5 separate regions of the Mus musculus genome follow, and all the other regions are linked to region 1. A link is a loop called in an ENCODE intact Hi-C map of the cell type or tissue named here. Cell type or tissue: left cerebral cortex. All regions are shown on one strand. Each heading gives the region's core, and the rest is flanking DNA. Links, peaks and the distances in the headings are about the cores only. Region 1 overlaps Prelp (proline arginine-rich end leucine-rich repeat). Region 2 overlaps Ppfia4 (protein tyrosine phosphatase, receptor type, f polypeptide (PTPRF), interacting protein (liprin), alpha 4). Region 3 has its middle 4.3 kb from the start of Chit1. Region 4 has its middle 16 kb from the start of Bmncr. Region 5 overlaps Fmod (fibromodulin).

What was found. Peaks named below come from ENCODE experiments on the same cell type or tissue, not always from the same donor. Only the 100,000 strongest peaks of a DNase experiment are listed, where the experiment ranks them.
Region 2: a loop joins it to region 1, with 2.2 times the contacts of the local background. A loop is called at or near these places in 2 of 42 quality-filtered maps.
Region 3: it touches region 1 in a loop (7-fold over the local background); 21 of 42 quality-filtered maps call a loop at or near these places.
Region 4: a loop joins it to region 1, with 2.3 times the contacts of the local background. A loop is called at or near these places in 9 of 42 quality-filtered maps.
Region 5: a loop joins it to region 1, with 6 times the contacts of the local background. A loop is called at or near these places in 38 of 42 quality-filtered maps.

What each region holds. Positions count from the first base shown.
Region 1 is chr1:133,908,649-133,914,793 of GRCm38, reverse strand. It overlaps Prelp (proline arginine-rich end leucine-rich repeat), which reads left to right. Exons shown (of 3, transcript NM_054077.4): 2 at 1-349; 3 at 2,013-4,490. The coding sequence ends at 2,188. It also overlaps a transcript of Optc not described here. Among named protein-coding and RNA genes, the nearest start is that of Optc, 4.5 kb to the right of the region's middle. In left cerebral cortex, for the core only: a CTCF peak has its summit at 3,200 (motif pointing left); DNase peaks (open chromatin) are centred at 3,195, 4,469 and 5,415; H3K27ac peaks cover 685 bases.
Region 2 is chr1:134,328,856-134,335,000 of GRCm38, reverse strand. It overlaps Ppfia4 (protein tyrosine phosphatase, receptor type, f polypeptide (PTPRF), interacting protein (liprin), alpha 4), which reads left to right. Exons shown (of 29, transcript NM_001374777.1): 2 at 2,073-2,711; 3 at 5,754-5,855. The coding sequence starts at 2,478. Among named protein-coding and RNA genes, the nearest start is that of Ppfia4, 13 kb to the left of the region's middle. In left cerebral cortex, for the core only: a CTCF peak has its summit at 2,921 (motif pointing right); DNase peaks (open chromatin) are centred at 1,869, 2,056, 2,630, 2,928 and 1 more place; H3K4me3 peaks cover 308 bases; H3K27ac peaks cover 622 bases.
Region 3 is chr1:134,103,858-134,110,002 of GRCm38, reverse strand. It overlaps the pseudogene Gm8618. Among named protein-coding and RNA genes, the nearest start is that of Chit1, 4.3 kb to the left of the region's middle. In left cerebral cortex, for the core only: a CTCF peak has its summit at 3,035 (motif pointing right); a DNase peak (open chromatin) is centred at 3,042.
Region 4 is chr1:133,958,422-133,964,566 of GRCm38, reverse strand. No RefSeq gene overlaps it. Among named protein-coding and RNA genes, the nearest start is that of Bmncr, 16 kb to the left of the region's middle. In left cerebral cortex, for the core only: a CTCF peak has its summit at 2,717 (motif pointing left); DNase peaks (open chromatin) are centred at 2,655 and 4,585.
Region 5 is chr1:134,045,848-134,051,992 of GRCm38, reverse strand. Fmod (fibromodulin) reads right to left here. Exons shown (of 3, transcript NM_021355.4): 3 at 3,713-5,519. The coding sequence ends at 5,368. Among named protein-coding and RNA genes, the nearest start is that of Fmod, 12 kb to the right of the region's middle. In left cerebral cortex, for the core only: a CTCF peak has its summit at 3,032 (motif pointing right); DNase peaks (open chromatin) are centred at 3,038 and 5,393; H3K4me3 peaks cover 267 bases.

The sequences.
Region 1 (6,145 bases), core at 463-5,462:
GACGGCGTCTTCAAGGCCGACACCTTCCAGGGCCTCAAAAACCTCATGCAGCTCAATCTAGCCCACAACATCCTGAGAAAGATGCCCCCCAAAGTCCCCCAAGCCATCCACCAGCTCTACCTGGATAGCAACAAGATCGAGACCATCCCCAACGGGTACTTCAAGGACTTCCCCAACCTGGCCTTCATCCGCATGAACTACAACAAACTGTCAGATCGCGGGCTCCCCAAGAACTCCTTCAACATCTCCAACTTGCTGGTGCTCCACCTGTCTCACAACAAGATCAGCAACGTGCCGGCCATCAGCAACAAGCTGGAACACCTGTACCTCAACAACAATAGCATAGAGAGTGAGTTGGGGAGGTGGGGCAAAGGGGAGAGAAGAGGTTCGGGGCAGCCACACTTTCTCAGGAACACCACTGTGAGGTAACAAGAAGCAACTACTGGGACAGTGGTATAGCAGCCGTCACCACCTCCTCCTCCTCCTCCTCTTCCTCCCCCCCTCCTCCTCTTCCTCCTCCTCCTCTTAGATAGGGTTTCTGTAGTCCTGACTGTCCTGGAACTCAATCTGTAGTCCACAGATCCACTTGCTCCTGCAGGTGCTGGATTAAAGGTGTGCACCACCACCCAGTTCAGAAATCTTTCTAATGTGCACATAAGACCTTACATTCTGCCGGGCGGTGGTGGCGCACGCCTTTAATCCCAGCACTTGGGAGGCAGGGGCAAGCAGATTTCTGAGTTTGAGGCCAGCCTGGTCTACAAAGTGAGTTCCAGGACAGCCCCTGTCTCGAAAAAAAAAAAACAAAAAAAAACAAACCAAACAAACAAACAAAAGACCTTACATTGTGTCCTTAGCATTGAAGACAAGGAAAAAGAAACCCCACTAGTTTTGACTGTGGCCTCACTATTTTCTGCGTCTGAGTAACCTTGAAAAGATACTAGACCCATATGGAATGTCTCCTTACCTGTAAAATGAGGGTGGCAGTATCTTCTAACACAGAATCAGTAGGATGACTTAATCGTGTATGGATGGAGTGCGCTGAACATCATGCTTGAAAGGCATGAGGTTTTCTTTCTCTATCCCCTCTCATCAGCATCAGCTTCTCTGGCCACTGGACCTGTAGATCAGACAGACACAGAAATACTGCTAGCTGTTCTCCTAACAGTAGAACAGAGATACAAAGTGCTACGTCCTGGGCCTGGCCTGCCCGCTGCAAAAGAAGCCAGCAGCAGTCATGACAAAGGCCTTCCCAGATCTGAGCCTTGGCTTTTAGAAAGTCTGTGACGGGGAATCAGAGGCAGCTACATAGTCAGGGTATAAAACAGCTAAAAACTGTTTTCTGATTCTATTGGAAGATTGTAATGTTCAGCTAGGACAGTTTCCACAAGGAACACTCACAGAGTCCCGAGTTTGATGTGCCAACTGTAGCCCAGAGCATGAGGCTCAGTCCTCTTCAGGCAAGTGTCAGGCCAGACATGGCAGTACACATGTGTAACCCTGGCGCTTGAGGAGTGGAGGCAGGAGACTCAGAAGTTCAAAGCAGGCTTGGACTCCATGAGACAAAACAAAACAAACAACAACAAAACTCTGTCAACTGGGCATGGTGCCTGTAATTCCGACTCTGGGAAGAATGAAGCAAGAAGATTGGGAGTTCAAGGTCAGCCTAGGAAGTAAAATCGCCTCTGAGAGCATTGCCAGAAAGGCTCAGAGAAAGACGCTATTGTTCAGTTGTTTAGTCCTCGAATAAACCATTCCTGTAGGAAATGACCCCTCCATGATCATCCCCAACTGAAATCATTTTACAACTGAATAGATTGGCTCTGAAAATTAGATGATTACAATCATACCTGCTCTGGAAATCAGGTGACCTACAGTCATACTTTCCCAGAGTCACCCTGTCCAGAGAATAGGATAGACAATGGAGCCCACACACTCTTGGCTCTCATCCCCTTTCTCCTCTCCCGTGCTGCCAGTTCCTCTGTGGCTGACTTCTCTCCCTTTTTCCTCCACAGAAATCAACGGGACCCAGATTTGCCCCAACAACCTAGTGGCCTTCCATGACTTCTCCTCGGATCTGGAAAACGTGCCCCACCTGCGCTACCTGCGGCTGGATGGAAATTTTCTGAAGCCTCCCATCCCACTGGACCTCATGATGTGCTTCCGCCTCCTGCAGTCCGTGGTCATCTAGGCTGTGCCCAGAGCTGGACCTCCTCTGACAGCACTTGAAGGCTGGTGGCCCAAGCTCTGGGGTCCACTGTTTTTATCTGTCTCCCTCTCTCGCTCCCAGCCCTGCCCTTCCTCTCGTCCCTTCGTGAGGATGGTAAATACTGTATAACCTGCTCCGGCTCTAAAGCAAGATTCCCCACCCAGCCCAAAGACACCCTGCCAGCCAAGACCTCTGCTCTTCTTTGGTCTCCCTTTGCTTCAGAAACACAGGTGTACGCCAACAGACATATCCCCTCTCTTCCCCCACACCACGAGTCTCTCATGGGTAAGGCTGGGCCATGGACTGACATCTTATTTTAGTCTTAGCCGAGTCAGAAGCAGAAGTCATTCCAGAGGTGAACCCTGGAAAGTTCCTCCATTGAGAACTCCCCCATTTGGGTAACTGTCTCAAGAAGGCCGACAAATCCAGGTCTCCTAGGCCTGAGATCCCTTCCAAAGCTGTCCTCTGCCACTGTTTCCTGACACCAGACAGATGTCACCCTGTTCCCTACTGTCTCGAGTTCTTCAGAAAGGAAGTGTGGGGGATGACTAAGGTGGGGTGGAGGGTCAGGGTTTCCCCACAACTTCCAGCCTTTCCTCCGCTTCCCATCTCCCTCCTTTGGGGCAAACACAGTACACACCCTCTTGGCTGGGCCTCAGAAAGGAACAGCCAGGGACAAAGTGGTGCAAGGAACTAGACTTTGGCTAATAGGAGGGTAGCTGTGGGGTCAGAGCCCAAAACTGGGCCTATGTGGATGTCGCCAAGCCCTGCAATCTCCCTTACCCAAACTTGACAATGGAGGGCCAAGAGGCATCACACCACTTCATCTGCTCTCTATTATGTGTGAGACTCAGTCGAGTCATCCCACCCCAAGGGCAGTTCTTGAGAAACAGAGGAAGAGGTGGAGCACCTGGGAATCTCCCAGAAGCCTCTTCCATACTGGGGATTAGCCTCTACCTCTAAGGCCGACTCATCAGCGACATCTGGTGGCTGGTGGCATGATACTGCAATTCCCTGATTCCCTAGGGGAAGAGGGCCATGGGCTTTCTCCTACTGGGTCTGAAGGAAAGGGCAGAGGCTGGGGGTTCATTCCTATCAGGAGTGATTGTGAATGAGAAGTCTTTGAGAGTCTAAGGGAAGCTAGTTTGACAGAGGCCTTGCCAGGGCTCATTTTGCTCTCGGCTTCCACATCTGTAAACTGAGTCCCTCCCAGAGCTCCTGTTTGTGCACCCTCTTCTAGAGCACACCTAGCGCAGGACAAGTGGCATCACCCATTCTCCCTCTGCAGTTAATTTATTCCCTGCATAGAGTGTCCCTCCCCCGCAGACTTGCTACCCTCCTTTCCTAGCCCAGGTGAGCAGCTTGGCGGGTTTCCAAGAACCTGGGCTCCCTGCCTTTCTCTTCTTCCCTTCTCCTCCCTCACCGGAAGGCTGCCTTTGCCCTGCCACACTTGCCTGGGTGGAGAAGGATGTGGAGATGAATGTTCTAGAAGTGAGTGAGGCACAGGACCAATTCTCCTTAGGCTGGGGGAGTCTCTGGAGGCTTTTTCCTCTCCCCAAGATGGTGTCACACAACTGTTTTAAAACATTGGATTAGGCTGGGCCCTATAGTCCAGAAACCCCATTTATATTCCCCATCACCTTTCTCGCATTGAAAATAGAGCCCACTTCACACAACCTCTTTTCCCTGCTGTGCAACTTCCTCACCCTAGTTGCAGCTGGTTTCTCCAAGGCTCCTGCTTAAGTCAATGTATCATTACGGCTGAAAGCAACCTGGTGCTACAGCCTGGACAAGCCCCTTCTGCACCTATGACAACCTGCAACTTTTGCCCCTTTCAGGAGGCCCACAGGGATCACAGCTCCTGTGGCTGCTAGGGATGGGGGCAGGCACTGATCCTGCAAACCTGAACTAGCATCCCACCATCAGCATCCCATTATCCAACCGTGGACCTTGCCAGCTTCCTCCACTGCTCTCTGCAGCCATCAGCTAGAGGGACAAGAGTTAAACTGGCTTTACAGGAAACACACACAGTGCTGGTTACCTTGAGGTTTAGAAAGCCCCTCCTCACACAAGTTTATTCAATCAGTGCCATTAGCATTTATACATGCAGGTGCATGTGTGTGCATATGTGTGTGCATATGTGTGTGCGCGTGCATGCGCCAGCTCTCACCCTGTACATCTTATCTATTCTCCAAAAGACCATGTTAACTCTGATACAGCGTCCGCATTCCAGCAAGCTTCACAGCAGAGGAAATAAAGTCATATGGAAAACACCCAGCACAAAGCTGACTGTGTGAATGAGTCAAAGGCAGCAGGACTACTTAAAGCCGTCTTTTCTCCAGCTCCCTACTGCTCGCTGAGAAGATAGGGAGAGAGAAAAAAAAATTTGTCTTAAAAGGTGTGTTTTAAATTTGTGTGTATGAGCACTTAGCCTGCATGTATGTATGTGCACCACATGTGTGCTTGGTGACCACAGAGGTTAGAAGTTGGCACTGGATCCCCTAGAACTGGAGTGATGAGTGGTTGAGAGCCTCTGTGTGTGTGCTGAGAACCAAATCCCAGTCCTCTAAATGAATGAGTAAGTAATGAATGCTCCTAGCTTCTGAGTCATGGCTTCAAGCCCCCCAAATACCTTATTAAGAAACTCCTAGCAGCCAGGGGTGGTGGCTGCCATCCCAGCACTCAGATGGCAAAGACAGGCAAACCTCTAGGAGTTTGAGACCAGTCAAGGCTACATAGTAAGATCTTGTTTCAGAAAGGAAGGAAGGAAGGAAGGAAGGAAGGAAGGAAGGAAGAAGGAAAGAAAGAAAGAAAGAAAGAAAGAAAGAAAGAAAGAAAGAAAGAAAGAAAGAAAGAAAGAAGAAAAAAGGGAAGGGAAGGAAAAGAAAGAAGAAAAAAACTTCTAAAAGAAATGTCGCAAAGCCTCTTCTTAGACAATATCCTCAAAACTCATAACCTTCATGTAAAAAATAAAAAAGTATCCCTAAAGTCAGTCCAGAAATCTAATAGCTCCACTTGAAATCAAAGCAGCCATGTTCTTTGAAACCACCAATGTCAAACTGTGGAGGGTTTCTCAGTGCGCAGCACCAAGGCACTGCAGGAAGAGTCATCTTTTCTAACTAATTGGAGAAATACAGGGTGCACAGGAAGTGCCCAGGGCAAGCAGCCAAGGACTAAATCATCTGGAAAGATCTACAGGCCACGCACAAGTTCAAAAGGACAAGAGTAGTTGCCAGGGCTCTCTTTAGAGGGGATTTGGCTACCGAGGGGGATTCTCAACCCGCCTAACCTAGGCTGTCTTGTGGAGGATGAAAACTAACAGATGCCCTCGGCCAGCCCTACCTGCCTGGTGTGTGCCAGGCAGGCCCCAGGAAGGAATTCAAAGCTGGAGGATGCATACCCCATGCCATTGGGGAATTAATTTCTTGATAAGAGGGTGGGGTGTATGCACGAATTCTTTTCTCTTAGTTGTAATGATGTTAACTGTATGCAACTCAGCCTGGGAAGTCTCGCGTGAGCCGGCTCTGAAGAATGAAAGCGTATGACTTGGAAGGAGAGGAGATACGAATCGGTAGCTAGCTAGGCTGGAGTCCACATCGGAGTGGATGGGGGTTCCCAGTTTTCAGCTGCGAATACCAAAAGGCAGGCGGGTCTCTGAACTTTTCTGCCCTCCTCTCTCACTGCCCACAACAGGGCAGCAGCAGGGTCAACTGGCCAGACTTCTGTGTCCACATGGCCTGTTGCCTCTAGCTCACCAGTAACACCTCGTGTCTCTGTTAAAGGGCAGCGCTTGGCAGGCTCGTGGATCAGGGGCTGTGCCCGCCCGCCTGCCGCTTCCCACACAGGTCCACGTTCCCATCCACCAATGCCCCCGAAATCCATGGGAACGACCGACCGCAAGCTTGTGAAGGCGGGAATAGAAGCTGGGAGAAAGTGTAG
Region 2 (6,145 bases), core at 411-5,410, 420 kb before region 1:
GGGCTGAGAATAGTCTCCCTCTTCCCACTCCCTCTCCCCTTTCCCTCCACCCCTCCCCCTGTCTAGTGACCAAGACCAGGGTCTTGCACAAGCTTTCAACAAACAGACAGACAGACACCCCCAAAACCTAAGTGGTTGTGGGGGGCTACAGAGAGAATGTGAGCGCACTGTTAATGAGTTTGGAGAGGGAAGGTGGGGCCCCGGGGCCTTTCAGTCTCTCAGCCTGGAGCACTCAGGATGAAGGGGCTCGGAAACACTGGGCAGGAGATATTTTGGAGAAATTGCTGCTGTCAGCATCCCCTAGGGCAGTTTATCAGACTGGAGTAGCCATCTATCCTGTGTTCCCAGCTGCTCTGAGGTGGGGAGGGAGCATGGGCTGTCTGACCACAACTTTCCACCGTTGTTCAGCTGGTGGGAAGGATCTCCACGAGAAACGTTCATATCTATTTCTCTGTCTGGGAGCATGTGTGTTTGCCCTAGCTCTTTCCTTGTTCCCTTGTCTGCCCTCTGTGTGTGTGTGTGTGTGTGTGTGTGTATGTGTGTATATGTGTGTGTGTTTGTGTGTGTGTGTGTTACTGGCTAGAGCCATGGCACCTCTGGGTATGGCTGTGAGTTCTGGGGTTTTCTAGCTGTTCCTCTGTCTCCTCCCTTGCTTGTCCCCCAATTTTGCCTGTTTTGTCAGCAGACTGGTTTTCTCTGTTGAGCTCGGCCCTGCCAGAAGCCCACATCTGATCTCTCACTCGTACAGGCTCTTGCCCCTCCTTGGCTGCTTGCTTCACCTGCTGAAGTGCCCTACATCTTTAGAAATGGGGTGGGTGAGGTGGGAAGGACAGCACTACTTATGGTCTCCAGAGTAGCAACCATTGTATTGGGACCTTTCTGCAGTTTTGGAGTTCTCCAGTGGATGACCTGAGGACATTCCCTGTGAGAGCCGATGAAGCCAGTGGCCTAGCCCTGGCCAGGAGGTGGAAAACTGACGGTGGTCAGAGAACTTTGCAGCTGAGAACTTCTAACTTCCATGTCCAACCTTCCTGTGCTGTGACCTCTGGGCCCCTGGCCTGTGCATGTAAATGGTCATGGTCTGACTGGTGACTTTTGGTAGCACCAGCAGTGGGTAATTACCTAGACCAAGGGAGCAGATTGCCAGCCATGAGTAAGCTGCCTCACACAAGGTCTTCCTCTGGAAGCGTCCCTTTTCATTCCCATTTCCTTTTTTTTTGAGACAGGGTTTCTCTGTCTAGCTCTGGCTGTCCTGGAACTCACTTTGTAGACCAGGCTGGCCTCGAACTCAGAAATCCTCCTGCCTCTGCCTCCCGAGTGCTGGGATTAAAGGCGTGCACCACCACGTCATTCCCATTTCCATAAGGACATGGGGAGTCTTTGTCATCCAGTCTCCAACAAAGAGGTGGAGGCTGCGGACATACACTGGTCTGCGTGCATTCTCCTCAGCAGACTTTAGAAGTGGGAAATGACAAGCCAGCCTCATCCCTGAGTTATGGGCATCCTAGCAGGTCAGGGCTCTGCCTGCCCCACTGCCCAGCCTGAGCCTTGCTAAGACCTCAGCCATGTTATGGGAGTCCAGCCTGGGCGGGGGGGGGGGGGGTGTTTCTCCCATCCACTAAGCCTTTTAACCCCTTCTGTGCCTACCTTTGCTTGAATGTGGGAGAGGAGGCTATGGGGGGGGGGAGGGGGCGAGATACCCCATTTCCTTTCCTTCCACCTTCAGGTCTCAGGAGGACTCTGGGCAGCCTGCCGGCTGCTCCCCTACCGCTGACTGAATCATTTCTATATTTGGCCAGCAAGCCACGTGGGTGGGGAACCACTGTGGCTGCACTTCTGACAGCTGCAGGAGGTGGGGGGCAGGGGCTGCAGGCACAGAGACTAGGCAGGAGGCATGTGCATTCCGTGGGCAACCTAACAAGGTGCCACCAACTCGAGAAAGCCCCGAGAAGGGCATGTGCCAACCCACCCCCCATCCTCTCCCACTCTGGTTCAGGGCCCGCCTCCTTTGCTCCTCCCCCGATGCCCTGCTCTCTTTCAACTGGTCCTCACGGCACTCTCTTCTCCCACAGACCACACCGCCCTCCAGAAACCATGGGTGTTGCTAGACCCAGCTGGGATTCTGCCAAGCTCTGGTGCTCAGTCTAAGACAAGGGCTGCCTTCCAGCCCTGTTCGCCCAGCCTGTCATGGCCACACACCGATGCCTCCCGCTTGTGTGGGGACACAGGGCACCCAGCCCCAACCCTGAAAGGTTAAGCCAGGCCTTCTGGCTCCATTCCACAGGGACACTGCAGGCCCGAGGCTCCTTTCAGAGCAAGAGCAACTGATGTCATGGGAGAAGCCCCTACCCAACTGTCCACTTGCCTGGCACTGCCTGTTCTGAGACCCACGCCCTGGGTCCTTCTGCAGGTGCCAACCCCGTGAGCTCCCTCCCACCCCCTGACCCGACGCTGAGAAGGCTCTCTCCATTCCCATCATGTGTGAGGTGATGCCCACAATCAATGAGGGGGACCCCCTGGGGCCCCCCCACGGTGCCGATGCTGAGGCCAACTTTGAGCAGCTGATGGTGAACATGCTGGATGAGCGAGAGAAGTTGCTGGAGTCCCTTCGGGAGAGTCAGGAAACTTTGGTAGCCACACAGAGCCGGCTCCAGGATGCCCTTCACGAGCGAGATCAGCTCCAGCGCCACCTGAACTCCGCCCTTCCCCAGGTAAGGTTCCAGACTCTCCCCAGCTCCTTTGACGTTATCGCCTTTGGCCCTTCAGTCTCTGCATCTCTTTGCACATCACATACTGGAGTTCACAGAGTATTTGGCCTTCATGTCCCCTCCTAAGTGCAGCTGCCCGGATTGGCTTCACCTGGAGAAGTGAACTCAGAAAGAAAATCCAGCCATGACTGCCAACAGTAGGGAGGCCATACTACCAGTAGGTGGCGCCCTAGACTGGAAAGAAACCTCCTTTCTAACTGAGTTGACAGGAAAGGGGAATCAAGGAAAGTAGAGTTAGGAGAAGCAGCAGAGATCATCCTTCGTTTCCATGAAGATAAGAGACCTCACACAGATAACCATAGGCTGAGCTAAACCTCAGGGCCAGGTGTCTTGGCGTCCTATTTCACGGTCCTCAATAACACCTCCAGCAGCTAAAACCTTTCATTTATTGTGTATATTCTGTGGGCTAGGTTTTCTTTATCCATCATCTCAGTAGATTTCCCACAATGAAACTCGTACAGTTAGGGCCATCACCCTGTTCTGTCAGCGGTGAAACGGGCGCTTAGGGGAATCAGTCAGTGGCATATTGCCCTCCAGGTGGTAAATAGCAGCAGGAGGGCTGTGTCTCCCCCACCCCCCAAGACAGTGTCTGTTCTCTGCTTTATTTCCTCTTTAACACATGGGTTCTGGAAATCTGAGTACCCACTTATACCAGTACCTTTTATACTTATACCAGTAGATATTCTGGGGATGGGGATGCGTGGTTAGAGGCTAGAGACTTGCATAGGAACCCAAGTTATCCTACAGCTTCTCCGAGAAGGTGTGGTCTGCCAGGTCACCAAGTCCAGGGAGGCTGGAGTTTGTCTGTCTATACGTAGAGTACAGAGTCTACTCGGCCAGCTTGCCTTTTCCACCTCTTCCTAGGAGAGAAATGGGTTTGCGTGCTCTGCAGGACCACCCTGAGCCAGTGGGGGAGAAGCAGCCCAGAGGAGTCAAATAATTCAAGCCTCGGCTGCAGGTCCCTTCTCCAAATCTAGGGAGAGCCAGGGCTGAGCCTGGAGTGGTGAGCTTCAGTCCAGTGGCCTAGAGTCTTGTGGTAGTTTATGTCTTAAGAATATGGACCCTGGGGCTGGTGAGATGGCTCAGTGGGTAAGAGGACTCGACTGCTCTTCTGAAGGTCCGGAGTTCAAATCCCAGCAACCACATGGTGGCTCACAACCATCCGTAACGAGATCTGACTCCCTCTTCTGGAGTGTCTGAAGTCAGCTACAGTGTACTTACATATAATAAATAAATAAATAAATAAATAAATAAATAAATAAATCTTGAAAAAAAAAAAAGAATATGGACCCTGGTGGAGAGGAGGTGTGGCCAGGTGGACCCTGGCTACCTTGTCCATCACAAGCCCTGGGTAATATATGCAAGATTACATAGCTAACTGGGGAGAGCTGAGATTTGACTTCTGGTCTTCCCAACAGTTTATAGTCAAAGCTTCATTGGGGGGAGGCAGTGACTGGCAAGGGTCGGATGCTCTTCAGGGAGGAATACTTCCTTCCATTCCAGAGTCTGGAAAGCCCCTGAGGAGGCCGAACCCTTTGGAGGTGGCCTTTGGAAGTGGAATGTGAGCTCCTCAGAGGGTGACAGAGGCTGTGTAAGGGGAGATGTCTTGCCCTGTGAAGGCGTGCTCCATAGATGGTTAATTGATGTTTGGAAACAGTAAGCCACCAAGGTGATCAAGGTCTTGGGGTACTCAGAAAAAAGCCACCAGAGAAAAGTCTGAAAACTAGTCCTTAACTTTATGGACAGGCTTGCCCGTTGGGGGATTCTCCTGGCAGCAGGCTATCACATGAGTTAGAGCTGGAGAGGGAGGGCACAGCATGCAGGGTAGGGAGACAGGGCAGCTGCCCAGCGTGGGGCCAAAGGAGAGGAGAGTGTTAGAGACCATTAGGGGTAGATAGTATTGTGAGATGTGGGCACCCCTTCAAGTCCTCTCTCTAGGGGTGTGTGTGTCCCCGTATAGGTATATGTGTGCAAGCTGGGGGTTAAAGCAGTGTCAGGCTCAGGCCTCAGCTTCCAGATAATGAAATATTGAACTCTCCTTCACTTTGGCTGTAGACCTAGATAGAAAGGGAGTAATCAGGACTAGGGTGACAAGTCCTCGTTTTCTCCCCGTCTGGCTCTCTGGTCCCTTGCCACTCCCCACAACTCCTCCATCCCCTTTGCCTGGTCTGCAGCTACAGTGCTGCCTGTGGTTATGAGTTCTTGGTATTTACAGGGGGCCACAGAGGAGGGGCGAGGCCCCAGCCTCTGCAGTCTGTGTAGACTTCATGGCCACAGGATGCAGCCACTCATCCATCTGAGAATGGTTCTGGGGACCGTGTGGTGTCATCAGGCTGGTGGGATGTGGTGGGCCTGGAACTTCAAGGAGAGCACTCTTCCCTTGTAGTTTGTTTAATAGTAGAGCGGGGCTTGGAAAGACCTCTACATGGCAGTGTGGGGGAGTTTCCCCTCGGAAGGGACAGTCGGTATATGCCATCAAGTGCTGAGCTGTAGACTTGGCTTGATTGAATAGGGTTCCCAGAAGCCAGGGCGGGCACCACAGGGCTGTGTCCTTCCACTCTCATGTAGGTGGGTCTTTCAACCTATTTGTTGTATTAGCTATCTGCAGCTTGCAAAGCCCGTGTGTGTGTGTGTGTGTGTGTGTGTGTGTGTGTGTGTGTGTGTGTGGTGATGGCACACATGAGCTTTATTGCATCCTTCTAGAGGGTGAGTGTAGTCTGGTCACTGGTGACTGGAGAGGCAGGCCTTTCAGGGCAGACTTACCCGTTTCTGTAAGCAGTCCTGTTTCTTGGAATCCTAATATGTTCTTCACCTCCAGTAGTTCCCGATAGCTGTAGGCTTCCTGCACTGCCAGGGGGCCAGGCTGGGATGTGAGGGAGGTGGGCCGATAAGAGGGTGAATAAGAGAAGCCTCCCATGGATTTGGGTATGCAGGGCACCGGTTGGAGGTGAATCCTAAGCACTGAGGGTTTCTGGGGGCTTTCAGGAATTTGCCACTTTAACTCGGGAGCTAAGCATGTGTCGGGAGCAGCTTCTGGAGCGGGAGGAAGAGATATCTGAGCTGAAAGCAGAGCGGAATAACACAAGGGTAAGTAAGGGGTGGTCTTGTGCGTGTGCGCATGCGCACCCTGCCACAGGAGCAGGCAGCAGCTTGGCTGAGCAGGTTCTGCCTCCCATCCTGGGGTTACGGGCAGACAAGGACACCTAGTCCCCAGCACTGGGTTCTTGCTTGTGGTTCCTGGGTCACAGCGGGGTTGGTTGAAGTTCTGGGGGAGAGGCCAGGGTAGCCACGCTGGGGTGGGCTGTTTAATGGAGGAGCAGCTGTTTATGGACATCGTGCTTGGTGATCCTGTGGGCCCTGCTTTGTAGCCCTTGGGG
Region 3 (6,145 bases), core at 351-5,350, 200 kb before region 1:
CCCACCCACCCACCCTCACTCACCCCCAGCCCCTCTTCTTCCAAACCCAGATAGTCTGGGATGTGCGATGACTTCTCTTGAGCCACCATGACCATTCCCATCGTCATACTCTTACTTTTAACCCCACCAGACTCCCAGAATCAGCTAGAAACTTTTTTTTTTCAGAATATGAAAATTTATTCCTATGTTTCCATTGTCAAATTTTATGATCTTGGCCGTTCTTTCTTGCCTTTGTATAGAGCCAACAGAGAAACATTGGCTACTTTAACCACCTTAAAGCGGACTCCAGGAACATCACCTACAGCATGACCTTTTCGACCAAATCCAGCAACCGGAACTTCATCATTTTCCTCAATGAAGTTCAGGCAGCCATCATTGGGCACGAACGCTGTGATCTTCTTGCCGTTTTTAATGAGCTGCACCCTGACGCGCTTCCTGATGGCAGAATTTGGCTGTTTGACCTCAACCCCTACTTTTTCCAGCACAATTCCCTTTGCATGAGAGGCGCCCCCAAACGGATTGGCCTTCAGGGCTGTGCCCAAGTGGGCTTTCTTGTACTGTCTATCATGCCACTTCTGGTCCTGTCGGTGACTGCGGAGCTTCCGGGCAGTTCGGAGACCACGACACTTGCCCATCTTGCGGGCGCCACGGGCCTAAGAGAAAGCTTTTTTGTTTTTTGTTTTTGTTTGTTTGTTTGTTTTTTTCTAGACAGGGTTTCTCTGTGTAGCCCTGGCTGTCCTGGAACTCACATTGTAGACCAGGCTGGCCTCCAACTCAGAAATCTGCCTGCCTCTGCCTCCCAAGTGCTGGGATTAAAGGTGTGTGCCACCACGCCCGGCTCTAGAAACTTCTTATGAGGGCTGATTGGGAATCTAGAGAACAGATACCCTCCACCCCTTATAAGGACCTGTAACTAAGTCTACTTAACAGATCCTGAGGCAGGCTACCCTGGTGAATCCACTGTGCTGAGATGCTCTCAGAAGGGTCTCAGGCATCTGAAAGCCAGCCAGGGGCAGAAGCCGAGAGTGGAGTATATTGTGCACTCTCGGCTCAGAGCCGGCTCTTGGTGGGCATCAGAGTCTCACATGCGTCTATTAAAGATTTCCAGAGGCAGACATCAACCTTTGGCCAGACAATCCTTGTTCACAAGTTTAGAGTAGAGCCCAGAAATCTTTCTTAGGTCATATCTTCTTCAACATTTATTTGAAGTTGTACATTTTTCTGGTTTACTTCCAAAGGGAGCCCCTCCCCCTCTCTGATAAAATTAAGACTCTGGCAAAATATCCTGTTTATCCTTTATGGACCCTGGTTTTTGACATAGTACTCACATTCCTCCATGTCACTGTGCTGATGCATTCGGTTTCTATACAACGCTAGGCCGTAAGGACTATTTTCCTGACTGACAATATGTCGGGAAACAGAGGTTCAGAGATGGAGCTCTGGCTGCCCAAAATAACACTGATCTGCTGAAGTGGGACCCGGGTCCCAGGCAATGGCTTCAGATCCTTGTCCTGTAATCACTGGGCTGCATCTTCCCCGGGTTCCCTGGGTGTCAGGTTGATCTATTCTAGGGTGGCTCTTGACTATACGAGAGAACCAAGGAGGAAAGGTGACCAAAAGAAACCCTCTCCTAGGTGACAACAGGAGCCTTGAGGATTGCGTGTCACTCACTCCAGCAGACACACAGCCTACAAAGGTCCCTGGAGAGGTAATATGACGTCCCAACTTGGAGCCCATGCTGCAGGTAGCCAGGACTAGATAGGAGTGGGGAGAGCCAGCCCCTAACTCAGTCAAAGCACTTACTGATGATGAAGGTCCAGCGAGCAGAGACCAAACAGCCAGTCCCATGAAAAGCAGCACGTGTGCTCTGTCCCGACTGTGTGAGACACGAGCGGCCTCATGGCCCTGGGCATGCTGAGCACAGAGGGAAGGTGCCCAGGAGTCCCCTGGTAAAGACAGGCCTGGCCCACGCTCTCTGAGGAGATTCTACGTGACCTCCAGCCATGCCCTGGGTATGTGATATGCACTTCAGTGCTCCCTGGTCATCTGGGGTGCCCCCCAACCCCACTGCCCTTGGATGGAAGCTTCTTCATGGGAGAGATGTCACAACCTCTTGTCCCAGACTTAAGTACCCCCTACAGGCCCTTGGTCTGTTAGGGGCTTTTTCTGTGGATTCCTGTCTCCACCCACCTCATGAGTAGTCAGTCAGCAATGATCGATGTCTGCTCACCTCAGCTGTTCCTGGCAGAATGGGATTGGAATAGGGAAATGGTTCAGAGCTGGCCGGGATGGGGTGGAATTAAGAAGGGAGTTGGTGCAAGTGAGATGGTTTAGTAGATAAAGATGCCTAAGGTAACCTGATGACGAGTTTGATACTTGGGGCCCACATGGCAGAAAGGACTTTGGGACCCGCACGACGGAAGTAGAGAACCAAAGTTTTCTCTGACCCCTCGCCCTTCCACTGTGTTATGTTTATGTGAGCGCACACATACAAACACGTACACTGTAAATAAACTAAAATGAAAAGTGCCGGGGAGTAGGGCTATGGTTCGGTGAGTAACCTGAACTTGAAGGCATTTGCTTACCAAGCCTGAAAACTTGAGATGAATTCCCAGGGTCCATGGTGAGAAGAGAGAATTGGCTCCAAGTGTTGTCTTCTGGTCCTCACAGATATGTGCAAACAAATAAATAATAGTGGTGTTGGTGGTGGTAGTGGTGGAGGTGATGATGATGGTGATGGTGATGGTGATGATGATAACTTTTAAATGAAAAGAGGAGTGTTGGCTGATAGGGCAAGATCTGGAAGGAGGCTGACACATGAGCTGCCTGTAACTCTCTGTGAGCACTTTGAACACCAGCATCTCTTTCATACAGCAGAGAGAGGACGCCTAACTTTGGAAGGATGGGCAGAACTCACTGTTGCCTCCTAAAATAAAAAGAAAGAGATCACTGGGCGCCTACATCCTTCATCTTCTCCATAGAGTGAGACTTTTCCCAGCTTTTAATGGGCCCATCTTGGGGTATGTTCTCAAAGTGACCAGCAGGGGGAGGAAGACCTCCATTTTGGTCCCAAGCGGCACTTGATGGGGAGGGACCTGTCTGAATAGGTACGCTCCAGGCCAGGTGTGACTCAGCCCAGAAAAGGAACCTGTCGTTCCAAGAAGTCTGAACTGAGCCTGGATGTTTATTTATAAAGACAATCACTATTTCCCACTCTGACTTCCTCTGAGAGTGTTTGTGATTGGGAGTCTCTCTCTCTCTCTCTCTCTCTCTCTCTCTCTCTCTGTGTGTGTGTGTGTGTGTGTGTGTGTGTGTGTGTGTGTGTGCATGTATAACCCTGTCTGTGTGCAGGGGAGTCAGCCTAAATCCTGGACTCTGGCTGTGACCACCAGGATGATCCCAAATCTTGGAGAAGGGAACTGTGGAGTCAGGGCCAGGTCCCCTTCTGCAGAGACAGAGAACATGTGCGCAGATACCTTCTGCAGGAGAGGGATCTATGAATGATTCCCATGAGGGACATTCATCTAGGATGGGCATAATCTGAGAGGCAGGCAAGAAAGGTTGACCAGGCCCCTCTCCACTGCTTTTTTGCCCCTCCTGAACCCATCCCCTCTCCCTGGACACTGACGGAAGGGTCATCTTGAATTCCTCTTCAAAATGGGGCATGGGCAGGAACCTATAGAACAAGAGGTCATTGAACCATAACCCTGTGGAAGAAAAGCCCTGGAGGAAGTCCTGACCAGGGTCAGGTGTTGGAGAGGATCAGTCCAGTGGCCTCCAGAGGAGGTGATGTAACCCAGACCTTCACCCTTTACCCTGTGTCCAAGCAGGTGACAGGAGATGGCTACACTATTACTCCTGTCCTTCAGGGTCTGGTGGCTCACATGGTAGGCCTGATAATTCAGGGCTTTACAGTTTGCCATAATTTTGAACATAAACTGATTTTGCAAGGAAGAGCAGAAAGGTGAGCTCAGAGAAACTTGTGTAAACAACCAGTGCACTGCCCACACCTGTAGATTTAAATTCTCAGGTCGAGCCTAAACTAGTTCCTTAAGTGGCCTCTGCCCCTCCCTCTGCTGTCCCAACTTCCTGAGGAACAGCAGGTCGGGTCTTGGCTTAATAACTCTGTAGCTTGTTTTGTTTCCACCTTCAGATTACACTACCTGGCTAACATCTACAGGCTTGGCTCTCAGGCAACCACATATGCAGGAGACAGGTGTACAACAGACTGCTACTGTAATCCCGTGTGGTGAGTGTGCAAATATGTCTAAAAGGCTGGTGTAGGGAGAGTGTATAAGTGTGTGCACACAGGCTGGGTGCTGGGGATGAAACCCTGAGACTACACCCTGTCCTACATCATAGCCTGGGGTGCTGGGCATTTGTCAGCTTAGGGCATCCATTCTTCCCAGGGAGGCCCAGCAAGGCAGAGGGAAGGGCTTCCAGGAGGGTCACTTCACACATGAGAGGTGTGTGATGTGTGTGGGAGATCGGGGAAAGGTGCCTTAACTCTGCCGCATCTAAGTCCTCAGCACTGCGCACACAGCAGCTGCTCAAGCCCCCACCTTCTTTCCCTGATTGATGGAGACATCAGTCACTAAACACTTCAGACACCTTGACAGAACAAAAGAGAGGATATGCGTTGAACAGCCCTGAGAGCACAGTGTCCAAATCATCGTGGCTCTCATCGTTGGCAGGTACTAGGTGGTTTCCATGTCCCCAGATGGCAGGTTTACAGTCACTGTCTCCAAGCAGATCCTGGTCAATGCTAGTCCCTGCCGCAGACCACTTCTGCTTTCCTGAGTGCTCCTCTCCTCTCCTCTCCTCTCCTCTCCTCTCCTCTCCTCTCCTCTCCTCTCCTCTCCTCTCCTCTCCTCTCCTCTCCCCACGATGAAGCGCCCACTGGGCACAGTGTCCTCAGAGGATGTCAAAGGCGTGGAGAAGATCTGAAGATGCCTCTCAGCCTTCACCACACACCTTTCCTGATGTGCTGTCATCCAAGAAGATAGGCTTCCAAAGCCAGTGCCTGCGACAGCACCCTACTGTGTGTGACCTTGGTGCACTCTAGGACTGTGAGTTCTGAGTTCCAAATCTGTTGGCTGCAGCTCTCTAGCCATGCAGTTGCAGAGACAATTGCGGGAGAAATGGCAAGCCTCACCATGTTGCTCAGGCTAGCCTCCAACCCCAGGGCTTAAGCCATTCTCTTACCTTAGCCTGACAAGTAGCTGGGCATGCCATAGCCATAGCAAGAGAGGATTACAGCGCAAGCATGAGGCATGCCTGTGCCTGGGAGGCAGCATGTATGCACATGTACACAGACACATATTTGTAATTAAATGGTGATTATGATGGTGTGTGTGTGTGTGTGTGTGTGTGTGTGTGTGTGTGTGTGCATGCAGGTCTTCCAGTGTCAAACTGAGTTTATGGAGGTCAGAGAACAACCTATAGAAATCAGCTGGGATTGAATGCAAGCCATGAGGCTTGCAATACACAACTTGACCTGCTGAACCATTTCACCAGTCACCACCACTCCTCAGTGTAAAAAGAAAAATTCAATGTCTTTGTGTCTGTCTGTCTCTTTCCTTCCACTACTAGGATTCAAAGGATAAAGGTTCATGGAATCAGACATGGTAAAGTCACCCTGCCCTCCTTCTCTATCTCTACCCAGAATGGACCTGGGACCACTGGCTAGGGTTCCCCTCCCAACCCACTGTGGAGTCAGCTTATCCTTAACAGGCTCTTAAAGTGAAATGTTTGCTTGGATGTCCTAAGTGGGCCCAGGATATGACAATTACATTCCTGCCCGCCTCCCCCATAGCCTTCTGGGTAATGCTATTGCTGCTGCGACAAAGGCAGCTCAGGAGCCAAGAGGCAGAGGCAGAGGCAGAGGCAGAGCCAGAGCCAGAGCCAGAGCCAGAGTCAATGCCCTCAGGGTGCAGAGACTCCAGCCAAAGCCTGTCTGAATGTATTTATAGACCATCACACACATGCACACAAGCTGGGGGAGAGCACTGTGTATTTCCTGGAAGCATGCGCTCACTCTCTCTGTTATAGAAGATCTTCTGGGAAGGGCATTGTCTACAGGGAAAGGGGCCTCTCTGCCCTCGTGTCTGCCCTCCACGGAAGGAGAGTTCTTTGGGAAACTCAG
Region 4 (6,145 bases), core at 791-5,790, 49 kb before region 1:
AGTGGAGACTGAGGTAGTTTAGGACTGTGTAGAGTCTTCTCCCTTTGGATTCTTGCTGCTTTCTCTCTGTTGAAGTTTCAAGCAGCCATTTCTGTTGTGTGGTCACTTTAAGAACAATGGCTTATGCTGTAAGATCAAGAATTGACAGCCGGGCGTGGTGCCATACGCCTTTAATCCCAGCACTTGGGAGGCAGAGGCAGGCGGATTTCTGAGTTCGAGACCAGCCTGGTCTACAGACTGAGTTCCAGGACAGCCAGGGCTACACAGAGAAACCCTGTCTCGAGATCCCCCCCCCCCCCGCCAAAAAAAAAAAAAGAACTGACAAATGGGACCTCGTAAAATTGCAAAGTTTCTATAAGGCAAAGGACATTGTCAATAAAACAAAAAGGCAACCAACAGATAGGGAAAAGATCTTTACCAATCCTAAATCCGATAAAAGGCTAATATTCAATATATACAAAGAACTCAAGAAGTTAGACTCCAGAGAAACAAATAACCCTATTAAAAATGGGGTACAGAGCTAAACAAAGACTTCTCAATTGAGGAATACTGAATGGCTTAGAAGCACCTAAAAAACGTTCAACATCCTTACATCAGGGCAATGCAAATCAAAACAACCCTGAGATTCCATCTCACACCAGTCAGAATGGCTAGGATCAAAAACTCAGGTGACAGCAGATGCTGGCGAGAATATGGAGAAAGAGAAACACTCATCCATTGCTGGTGGGATTGCAAGCTTGTACAACCACTCTGGAAATCAGTTTGGCTGTTCAATTTTCTGAGGATCCAGCAATTCCACTCCTGGGCATATAGCCAGAAAATGCTCCAACTTGTAATAAGGACACATGCTTCACTATGTTCATAGCAGCCTTATTTATAATAGCCAGAAGCTGGAAAGAACCCAGATGTCCTTCAACAGGGGAATGGATACAGAAAATGTGGTACATTTATACAATGGAGTACTACTCAGCTATTAAAAACAATGAATTTAGCTGGGCAGTGGTGGCACACGCCTTTAATCCCAACACTTGGGAGGCAGAGGCAGGTGGATTTCTGAGTTTGAGGCTAACCTGGTCTACAGAGTGAGTTCCAGGGCAGCCAGGGCTACACAGAGAAACCCTGTCTTGAAAAAAAAAAAGGAAAAAACAACGAATTTATGAAATTCTTAGGCAAGTGGATGGATCTGGAGGATATCACCCTGAGTGAGATAACCCAATCACAAAAGAACACACATGATATGTACTCACTGATAAGTGTATAGTAGACCAGAAGCTGGGAATACCCAAGATAAAATTTGCAAAACACCTGAAACTCAAGAAGAAGGAAGACCAAAGTGTGAATACTTCGATCTTTCTTAGTAGGGAGAAACAAAATACCTATGGAAGGAGTTACAGAGACAAAGTGTGGAGCAGAGACTAAAGGAACGACCATCCAGAAACTGCCCCATCTGGGGATCTATCCCATATACAACTACTAAACCAAGAAATTATTGTGGATGCCAACAAGAGCTTGCTGACAGGAGCCTGATATAGCTGTCTCCTGAGAGGCTCTGCCAGTGTCTGGCAACTACAGAGGTGGATGCTCGCAGCCATCCACTGGACTGAGCACAGGGTCCCTAATGGAGGAGCTAGAGAAAGGAGCCACGGAGCTGAAGGAGTTTGCAGCCCCATATGAGGAACAACAATATGAACTAACCAGTTCCCCCAGAGCTCCCTGGGACTAAACCACCAACCAAAGAAAACACATGGTGGGACTCATGGCTCTAGCTGTATATGTAGCAGAGCATGGCCTAGTCGGTCATCAATGGAACGGGATGCCCTTGGTCCTGTGAAGCTTCTATGCCCCAGTATAGGAGAATGCCAGGGCCAGAAAGGGGGAGTGGGTGGGTTGGTGAGCAGGGGAAGTGGGGAGGGGGGATGGGATACCAGGAAAGGGGATAACATTTGAAATGTAAATAAAGAAAATATCTTAAAAAAAAAAGAGCGGAGAAGTTCTTTGATCAGGTAGGATCTAGGCATGTGTGTGAGCCTTCTACCTTTCCTCCAAGAAGTCTTCTTGGACAGCCTCATTTCATTCACTCAAGCATTCATTCATTCAACAAATACTGAGCTTCTCTCCCTCATCATAGGACCAGTGAGGCAGCAGGCACTGGATGTGATTTAGCAGGTGATGCCCCGAATCCTGCAGCCAATGGGCTCCAGTGGCACAGACCCTCAGTAGCATCTCTTCTGAGTCCCTTGATGCACCCACCTGCTCAGGCTCTGAAGTGTGCACCTTGTGGGTCCATGGCCCCATAGGCAGACATCAGGGCTCCTTCAGTGTCACTTTCTGGGTGGCTGCCACAGTGCTGGGCACTTGTAAGTACTCAGTGAATGTCTAGATATGTGTGGCTTCCCAAGAGCGTCGAGTTAAGCAGGAAGTTCCCCAGCTTTTCCCAGTCCCAGCACAGCCTTCCACCAAGGAGGGATGCAGAAACCGAACAGAGACCTTTGGAATGAAGAGGACAGGAAAGGCCTGGGCTGGCTGCCAGCCCCGGATGCCTCTGGACAAGCAGGGGTCCTCGGTCCTCTGTGTTCTGGAATGTGAGAGGCGCTTGCCAGGGAATCTTAAAAACAAAGTGACTCCTCCCCAAACCTTTGCTCCTCACCCTGGACAGAGCCACGCTGGCAGAGCCGGTTGGACCTTCCTCACAGTGCACGGGTGCCCCTTGGTGGACAAAAAGCCGGCCCCGCTCATGATTCCTGAGGACTGGTGAGCCATTAAAAAGGAGGATTCTGAAGCCATTGTCCCCACAGCCTATCAGCGGACCCTCCATGGCATGAGTCTAAGTCCGCACCAGAGCACTTTCTCTGACGTGTGGCTGGAGCCACGGGCCTGGATTCTTGGCTGACCGCACAGTACGCTTACTGTCAGTGTCGGCTGACCTCACATCAGGCCAGCCTGAGCCTCCGTGTCACTCCCCTCCAAATTAAGAACTGTGACACAATGCATTTGAGGCAGCTGTTTTTTAATCAGATGAGGTCTGGGCATGTATATGATCCTTCCCCTCTGGCAGGGACTGTGCCAAGCTATCTGCCATACCTGAAGGTCCCAGACTCTGTCAACCGCCCTGGGCAGGCAAGAAGGGCAGAATGAGGGCAGCAAAGCTTTTCAGCTTGTGTCATGGGGATAAGATAGAAGGTTAGAGGAGGCAGGACCCTGGGGTGCTGTAGAACTTGGGAGCACCCACTGTTCTTTTTTCTTTCTTTCTTTCTTTCTTTCTTTCTTTCTTTCTTTCTTTCTTTCTTTCTTTCTTTCTTTCTTCCTTCCTTCCTTCCTTCCTTCCTTCCTTCCTTTCTTTCTTTCTTTCTTTCTTTCTTTCTTTCTTTCTTTCTTTCTTATTTCACAGCAAATAACAGGCTATGTGTGAGGCTTCTGACTACCCCACCCCCACCCCCATACCCCATAGAAAGTCCTGTCCCTGTGACTGATCCTGGGCTCTTGGCTGGCTCCTCCCTTCTTAAAAGGCAAGCCTCCTGGGGAACACTGTCAAGCTCCCCTGCTCAGAGTTGAGCCAAAGGTAGAAATGGATGTTCAGGGGCCATAGGCAGCCACAGAGGCAGGAATTGGGCATGGAAAAGGTCAGGTGGCCAGAGACGCGAGGCTGGAGTAGGGGTAGTTGGAGGGATGGCAGCATGAGGAGCTGTCTACTCCTGGGACAGTGAGGGTACTAGCATTCCCGGGGTGCTGTGAGGTGGTGTTGTGCAGGCTTTCCCACCTTATTTCCTTAAGCCTTTATTACAGTGGGGACCGTACCTTCTGTGTTTTGTTTGGTTAAGATTTATTTATTATTATTTGTTTGTATGTGTGTGTATCTGTGTGTGTATGTGTGTGTGTGTGTGTGTGTGTGTGTGTGTATCTGTGTGTGTGTGAGTGTGTGGTGTGTAAATGTCCAAGGGGCATGCATGCCCTGGAGCTGGAATTACAAATGGCTGTTAGCTGCCTGGTGTGGGTGCTACCAACCAAACCCAGCTCCTCTGGGAGAGCAAGTGTTTGTAACCACTGAGCCATCTCTGTAGTGGGACCCTGTCCTGCTCAATAGCAAACGGAGCCAACGTAAGGGAGTCTAAGCACCTTGATTTAAGCACCACGGCAAAGCGGTGGTGTGTGCATTTGAACTCAGGTCTGCCCATCAGATTCCACTTGGTTCCTTAACCCTCAACCAGCAGTTCATCTAAGAGTAACGAGGCTGAAGCCGTGGAGACATGGAACTTGAGGTCCAGATGTCTGGAAGCTTAGGGTTGAACTAGGCCTACCCGCCTCTAATAGAAGTTAGATTTCAGTTAGAATACTGCCATGTCTTAATTAGACAGTCAATTGATTTTGAGGGGAAGTTAAGGAACCAACAACCCCCGCCCCCTTACTCTTGTCTCTCTTCTTCCATCCTTCCCTCCTTCCCTCTGACATGATTCATGGAGCGACAACAACTTGTATGAAAAGGTGTTAAGTCTAAAACACAAACACGCTTAGGAGCCTGCAGCCCCCATTCTTGGAACTCACGATCCCTTGAGAAGCTCCAGGGAGCAGACGCAGCTGTTCACACCCCCCTCTCTCCATACAGTTTTCCCTCCCTGCCTTACTTCTGCACCCAGGCCCTGTCAGGCACAGTAAGCTCCCATTTCTCCTTGAAGCCTCAGCGGCCTTAACTTGGAGACAGAAGGCCCAGTTCCTCCCTTCCCAGAGCCACCCTTGGGTCTGGCTGTAGGAGAGGCGGTGGTGAGCCTTGAACAAACAGGAATTGACATGTCTGAGCCTGTGGGCTCTACATCTGGACACAGCTGGACCTGGGGCAGCCCAAATTCTCCAGGTCATAGGTTACACCAAACTGACTTCCAGTCCTGGAACAAACGAACAGTTCCTTGGCTGCCGGCCTTTCTTTCTCATAGTTGCTGCTGGCCCAGCTAACCTCAGAGCCACCACACCCCATTCCTTCCATGCATCAGCACCAAAGCAATGCTGAGGGCTTAGGGCCAGTACCCAAGTCCAGTCCTAAAGCAGCCAGCCGGCTGCATCTCCCTTCCCATTGATTTCTCTATATACTGTATCGGGTCATTTCCCCATCCGTTCCAACCATACTCCCCTTCTCTTTCTTCTCTCCCTTTCTTTCTTGTTCTGGAGAGATGAGAAGGAAATGCATTGACAGGAGAGCCTAGGCAGGAGAGAAGATGGACACACTAAAAGGAATGATGTCCACCTCATGATAGCTGTCGCTCCAGTGAGCCCTTCCTCCAAAGCTTCCATGGAACTATTTCAAGGTGAACAGATCATACCTTCTAGATTATTCTGGTTAGCCCTGCTTCCAAACACTTTGTTCCACTGCCAAGCTGCAGTGGACTATGAGTAAACTGTCCTAATTTTGAGTTAGGAAATAAGGCTACATATCTCTTCCTCTTGACGAAGCTGGTATATTCAAACTGCATTACATATGTGTCATTCTGTACACATAGCAGGAACGCACATGGACGAACGGACACACACACACACACCAAACTAATAGATAGTACAGTGTCGTTAACTGCATTAGGGTCCACTCTGGACCTCTAAACATCATAGGTTTCTGCAGGTCCCTATCTGCTCCATATCTGCTGCCGTCTCAGTCTCAGCCTCATGAATAACTCTGTATCAGTAGCTAATGCAGCATAACAAATCGTGTCACCGACACTGAGAGAAAACTGCAATCATCATTTTTATTTGTTATTTCTATTGTGTGGCTGGGTGTGGCCTCTGGGTCTTGAGGTTGTACTTTAAAATGTCTCTGGGCTTGGGATGTAGCTCAATGGTAGGAAGCGCGCCTACCTGCGTGAAGGTGGAGGCAGGAGGAAGGGAAGGAGGGCCACAGTGTCTGACGGTGCGAGTGGGGCTGGGGCTGGCCGGCTCGGTTGGCAATTTGACCATGGGAGAAAGCCTCAGACCCTCTTCAGGAGGGTAAGGACCTTCTTGCAACATGGTGGCTGGGTACCAAAGCATTCAGACAGAGAAAGCCTGGGAAGGCTGGATGTTTTTTATGATCTGAAATATAGATGTCACCCTGTACCACTTCTGCTGTGCTCCCAGTGGGTGGAGCAAGCCCAGGCCTCACCAGTGAAAAGGAAAGAGAGTGTAAATC
Region 5 (6,145 bases), core at 551-5,550, 140 kb before region 1:
GCAGGTCATTTAGGGTGGAGCTTTGAAGGTTATACGCAGCGCCTGGTTCCTACCCTGCCCTCTGCTCCTTGGTCTGCTGCTCTGTGAACAGCTCCTTCCATACCCTGCTACTGCCCTGAATGGATGGACTGAAACCCTGAACCAAATCGTTCTTTTTTTTTTTTTTTTTTTTTTTTTTTTTTTTTTTTTGGTTTTTTGAGACAGGGTTTCTCTGTGTAGCTCTGGCTGTCCTGGAACTCACTTTGTAGACCAGGCTGGCCTCGAACTCAGAAATCTGCCTGCCTCTGCCTCCCAAGTGCTGGGATTAAAGGCGTGCGCCACCACGCCCGGCTCAAATCGTTCTTTTCTTAAGTCTTTCAGGTGCCAACGCAACAAGGGAAGGTACCTAACCCTGCACATTAGTGTCAGGGAAAAGGGGACACTGTTAGGATTAAGTCTGACCGTGTGGTGCATAGATCTTTCAGACTGGATTGCAGGGAGCGTTTGCAGGGGTTTGGAGATGCAGACTAAAGAACCCCTAGTGATACCTTGGTGGGTGACTCTGGTGGGGGTCAGTAGACCTCCACCCCCACCCCGTGCCAATGCAAAGACAAACAGTGCAGGTCTGGTTCATGAGGTTTGGTTGGCTGGTTTTGTTTTTTAAACAGAGTCTCTATAGCCCTGGCTGTCCTGGAACTTACTGTGTAGACAAGGCTGGGCTGGAACTCACAGTGATGTGCCTGACACTTCCTCTCGAGTGCTGAGATTGAAGGCGTGTGCCATCATGCTCAGCTCTCTTGAGGTTTTGAATGTGAACAGGGACTCAAGGAATTTGGACTAGAAGCCATTTGCATTAAAGGATGGCAAAGGTTTTATGTATATTTTTCCCATGTTCTGAAATTTGAAGTGAGGCTAAGGTGAAATGTAATAGATAATTCGGTGGAGGAAATATCAAGATAGCATACGGGCTGTGGCATGGCTGGCTGCTTTGGGGACGGTTTACAGTGAAAATCAGGATTAAAAATAATTTCAGAGCAGAAGGATGCAAGAAGCACATAGTTTAGCCATGGCTGTTTAAGGTTATAGATAAAGAAACTAACTGTTAACAACAACAGTAGAGGAAACTGGGCACTTTGTACTAAGACAATAGGACGGTTCCTCAGGGCGCTGCAGAATTAGTGAGACTTCAAACAGGATTCAGGGTGTAAAACTGCAAACTCATTTGAAAGACTTCTTTAAAGAGAGCATGCCAATGGGGTGCCCTACTCACAAGGGTGTGCCTAAGGGCAGCTTTTCCTGGGTTCAGCTGCCTAGGCACTCAGAGACCTCTGTAGCCATAATCCAAGGAAGCCCAGCTACCACTCAGGCCAGCAGTAGAACTCGGCATTGTATACACCATGCTAGTTTTCTAGGTATGAAGAATGCAAGAGTTTTGGGGTGATGGAGGTTTCCTGCAAGGTTCCAGAGAAAAGTCTGTGTGGCCAGGCGACATGTAGTTATGCTGTGGAAGAGGTCTGGATGTCTAGGCACGAAGCAATGGAGAGAAAGTCTGAGCTGCAATGGAGACCCTGTGATGCTGCAGATGCCAGGAACATAGACTTTCTAAGGAGCATGACTCAAATAAAGAGACCGTATGCACTGCAAGCATTATAAGGACTATGGCCAGGGCAGCTAAAGTCCATTGGAAATCACATCATGTATGCTGTCCTAAATGCTGGGCATGCAGCTACAGGAGTTGACATTCCCCCTGCTGGGAGTTGGTTTTGCCTTAGTTCCAGTTCTCCCCTTACATCCCCATTCCTCTTTTAGGAACAGGATGTTCCCCCTGGACTATAGACTGAAACCGGGCAGCATCCTTTTCACTCACAGGGCCTCATGGCTAGAAGGTTGTCTTGAGTCCCAGGAGAGTCTTTGAACTTTGGTCTTCTGAAAGGTCTTGGGATTGTTAAGACTCTTGAAGTTCGAGTTGAGCAGGGGATGGCACACACCTCAGCACTCAGTGGCAGAGGCAGGTGGATCTCTGAGATGCCAGGCCAGCCTGGTCTACAGAGTGAGTACTAGGATAGTCAGGGCTACACAGAGAAACCATACACACACACACACACACACACACACACACTCATAAATATATACTTATTATATATAATATGATTATATATAAAATATATAATTATATATTTTTTAAAGGCTTTTGAAATTGGGTTAAAACATGTGAGAAGCCCGAAAACCTCTGGAGGCTGGGGGTGGGCTCTAGAGGCTGGGGGTGGGCTCTGGAGGCTGGGGCGGGCTGTGCTGGTTGGGATTGTCCTTCTCAGGCTCCCATTTGAATACTTGTTCTGCAGCTGGCGGTGCTGCTTTGGGAAGCTATGGAACCATCAGGACGTAGAGCCTAGGCAGAGGCAGGTCCTAGGAGTGTGCCTTTGAACGACATATTGCTTCCTGCGTTGCTCTCTGCTTCCTGGTCTGCTGTGATGTGAACAGCCTTTCGCCACACACTCTGTGCCATGAACTGAGTTTCTCCCTCCCGTGGTAGAGTGAGAGCCCATGAAACCAAGAGGCACACTAAATCCTCCCTCTCTTAAGTTGCTTCTATAGGGCATCTGTAGAAGCAATCCCAAAGAATTAGTACAGTTGACGTAGCTGAGTTGCTAACAGTCAAAATTGAAAGGCAGTTGTGGTTTGGGCAGACCCCTCCATAAGTGTCCCTTCCCCTCCCCCTTCTCCAGCACCCCCCCTGGTGCCAGATCTTCAAGACTCGCACATCTCCACATTCCATCATAGAATACTCTCCAGGGCATCGTCAGCTCACTCTGGAGTTGGGGCAGTCAGAATTTGGCGTATATTCATCTCAGCCGCTTCCCTTTTTCCCTGACTGGAAGCCACACGTGCAGCTTCCATCATTTCAAGGCAATGTTAAGTGTTTAGCCTGGCACTTGGCACCAGAAGGGTTTCAAGAGACCCGTTCTGAGAGGAGCAGAGAGTAGGTAGGCGACTCCCTCTCAGGTTTACTTCTTCCAGAACCAAGTGGGTTGTGCATGGTGGTGCAGCGTTCAGTTTCTGACAGGTGCCACTAGAGGGCAGCAGCCATTAAGGCAATAATACCCAGGTTCAGTCAGATCCAGAATTACTCGGTTGACAGGAGAGGAAGAAAAGCATGTAGAATATGTGTGTGTGTGTGTGTGTGTGTGTGTGTGTGTGTGTATTTCTGTGTGTGTTTATTTGCATGTATGTGTGTTTGCCTGTATGTATTTGTGTTTATGTGTTTATATGTTTGTGTATGTTTGTATGTATGTGTTTGTGTGTCTATGTGTTTGTGTGTATATTTATAGGTGTTTGTATGTGTATTGTATATGTTTGCATGTGTATGTTTGTAATGTGTTTGTGTATATGTTTGTTATGTGTCTGTGTGTATGTTTGTATGTGTTTGTGTGTTTGTATGTTTGTTTGCCTGTATGTATTATGTGTTTATAAGTCTTGTTTGTGTGTTTGTGTATGTTTGTATGTGTGTGTTTGTGTGAGTGTGTTTGTGTGTGTTATATGTGTATTTGTGTGTATCTCTGTGTGTCTCTGTGTGTCTTTGTGTGTGTGCGTGTGCAGGACAAATAATGACAATAACAGAAACAAAAATAACAAACAAAACCCAGCCCTCAAACTCCGTTTTTCTTTCTCTTGCGAGACAAAAGGGTGGGTAAATAGTGAGAATAGATCTAGGAGCTTTCATACCACAACACTTGCTAACTTGAGTTTTTATATAGGCTACTCTTTATAAAGAGCTGACACGGTTCAAGGCCTGTGTGTCTAGGTACCCCGAGGCGATGCCGAGGGCTGCCACCAACCATTCCATCCTTGCAGATGCACTTATAAAATAACTTTATTGGTTAGGTTGGCCGCCATTCATGCTTGCTTCATGCTGAGGGCTCTTCAGAGGCAGGATGGTGATACATGCAGGTGCTTCCCAAGAACCCTGGCCAGGGCAGCCTTGCTCCGCAGGTGGCACTCCCCGGTTGAAACAAGCTGGTTTGGCTTTTGTGGATTGCAGTTCTGGAACCCGTAGCACAGTCTAAGCACCCCGCCCCACCCTGTCCTTTCCAGAGAAGCTTGCTCCCAAGTGCACACAGAGTCAGGGGTCTAAGGCAGGGACCCACCTCAGGCTAGCATCTTACAACTGCTTCTTGCCACTCGCTACCCTGGTGGCTCTATCCCAGTGGGGTCTAGAAGAAGCTGTTGGTTGTACCTAGGCAATATCACCTTTAAAAAGGAGAAGATGGGGCTGTTCTTAGACAAACTACAAATCACAGGCACCACTGGGCATAAGGCGGACTGCATAGTGTGAATGCAGAGGAAGCCAGGTCTAGTGTCGGCAGGACTTGGGCCTGGCAGGGCTTCTTGCACCCCAGTGAGCATCTCCACAGGGCTGGTTCCTGATGCTCTAGCATTATGGACAAACGAGCTATTGAGATCACCCCCTAGTCTGGGTTAGTGGGTAGGTCCTCGGCGGGTGGAGTCTGCCTCTGCCATTTGCGTAACAACCCTTCATACTAGACCAAAGGATGAGCAGAGGCTCTTTCTCATGTTTTGAAAACCACGCTTGCCCCTTCGATACTAAAAGCCCAAGAAGGGGTGCAGATCATGTTGTGTCAGATGAAACTGGAAAGGGGGCTGCCCCTTCAGTTCTGCTATCCTGAGGTGTGTCTCTTCCCCATCTTACTATGGATACTGATAATGACCACTGGACACTTCCCTCCTCTGATAGATCCTCCATTATAGAGTCGGTTATCCCCTATGTTAACAGCTCATCATTATGGTGTTCAATATGGTGACTTTAAACAGGTGAGGTGGGGGTAAGTGTGTGATTTTAGCCATCCGTTTAGCCTCAGATAAGAGTGTGCCCTTAGGGTGTGGGTGTCTCCTGACTGCCTAAGACATTAGAAGAGGCCCCAGTGAAAGAGGGCAGAGAGGGTGAGCTGGGGCTGGGAGGAGGTGACTGGGCAAGAGGTGTGTTGTGATGTTTTGAGGAGCAAAGAGCAGGAGCCCAGAGCAACTGCAGAAGCAGCTGGCCATGCTGTTGAGCACAGCTCAAAAAAGGTCAAATTGGAACTGGTTATATGCTACTGTCCAAGCAAGAAGATTTTGGGGCTAGACTCTATAGCTATATTTCTTTTACCACCAAATTCATCCCCCTGCAGAAACTGGCCTGGCCCCTGATCCCACCTAACTCTGCCTGTTGGAAGGAGATTGAATAAGATCCTGTGGACTTCTGTCACATGCGTGTCCCAGACCATCCAGCAAAAGCCAAACATGCAGCGGGGTGGCAGGGCATGTACCCCGAGCCCGGTGCACGGTGCACGGTACTCGGAGCCCGGAGCCAGGAGCCCAAGGCGAGGCCCCTCAGATCTCGATGAGGTTGGCGAGGCGCAGGCAGAGTGGGGCGTCCACCGGCATTGCGCTGCGCTTGATCTCGTTCCCATCCAGGCGTAGCACCTGCAGCTTGGAGAAGTTCATGACGTCCACCACCGTGCAGAAGCTGCTGATGGAGAACTCTGGCGGGACAAAAAGGGAGGGCGGGTGGGAGAAGCTCAGCTTAGGAAACAGATACAAAATGGGCACAGAGGGCCCCTTTGAATCCGCTGAAATAAAGAATAAAGACTGGGGTGGGGGTGGAGTGGAAGAGTTGAACGGGGGGGGGGGGGTGGTGCTAAAGTATTGGAGTCAGACGGATTGGCACCGTTGGGGACCATGCTGGGAACAGAGCACGCTGGGGAGGTGTGAGCCTCCCCAGCTCAACCTCTTACCCCCCTAATTCCCACCCCCTGCTTTGCTCCCCAAATGTCCCGGATGTCCTTCCCACCGGGCCTTGTTTTTTCCCCCTGTGGGCAGCAGGGGGAAGCAGAGGGTAGGTGGAGCTCACAGCTTCTCTAAAGGTTTGGCTGCTCCTGGAAGGACCGCTTTGCTGATGGCGGCACACTGCAAGAAGGCCACTCCAGGAATAGGGTACACTATTTTTGAACATTTCCTGTCATTTTGCAGGTACGGAAAGTAGTAGGACGTGAAAGAGAGAAATCCTGGCCTTAGAGCTGAGTGTCTGGGTGCCAGAGCCTTCAGGGGACTGGAAGGGGAGAGCAGGCTAGAAATGCCAAAGTCAAATAAATAGCCAGGCATGCTGGCA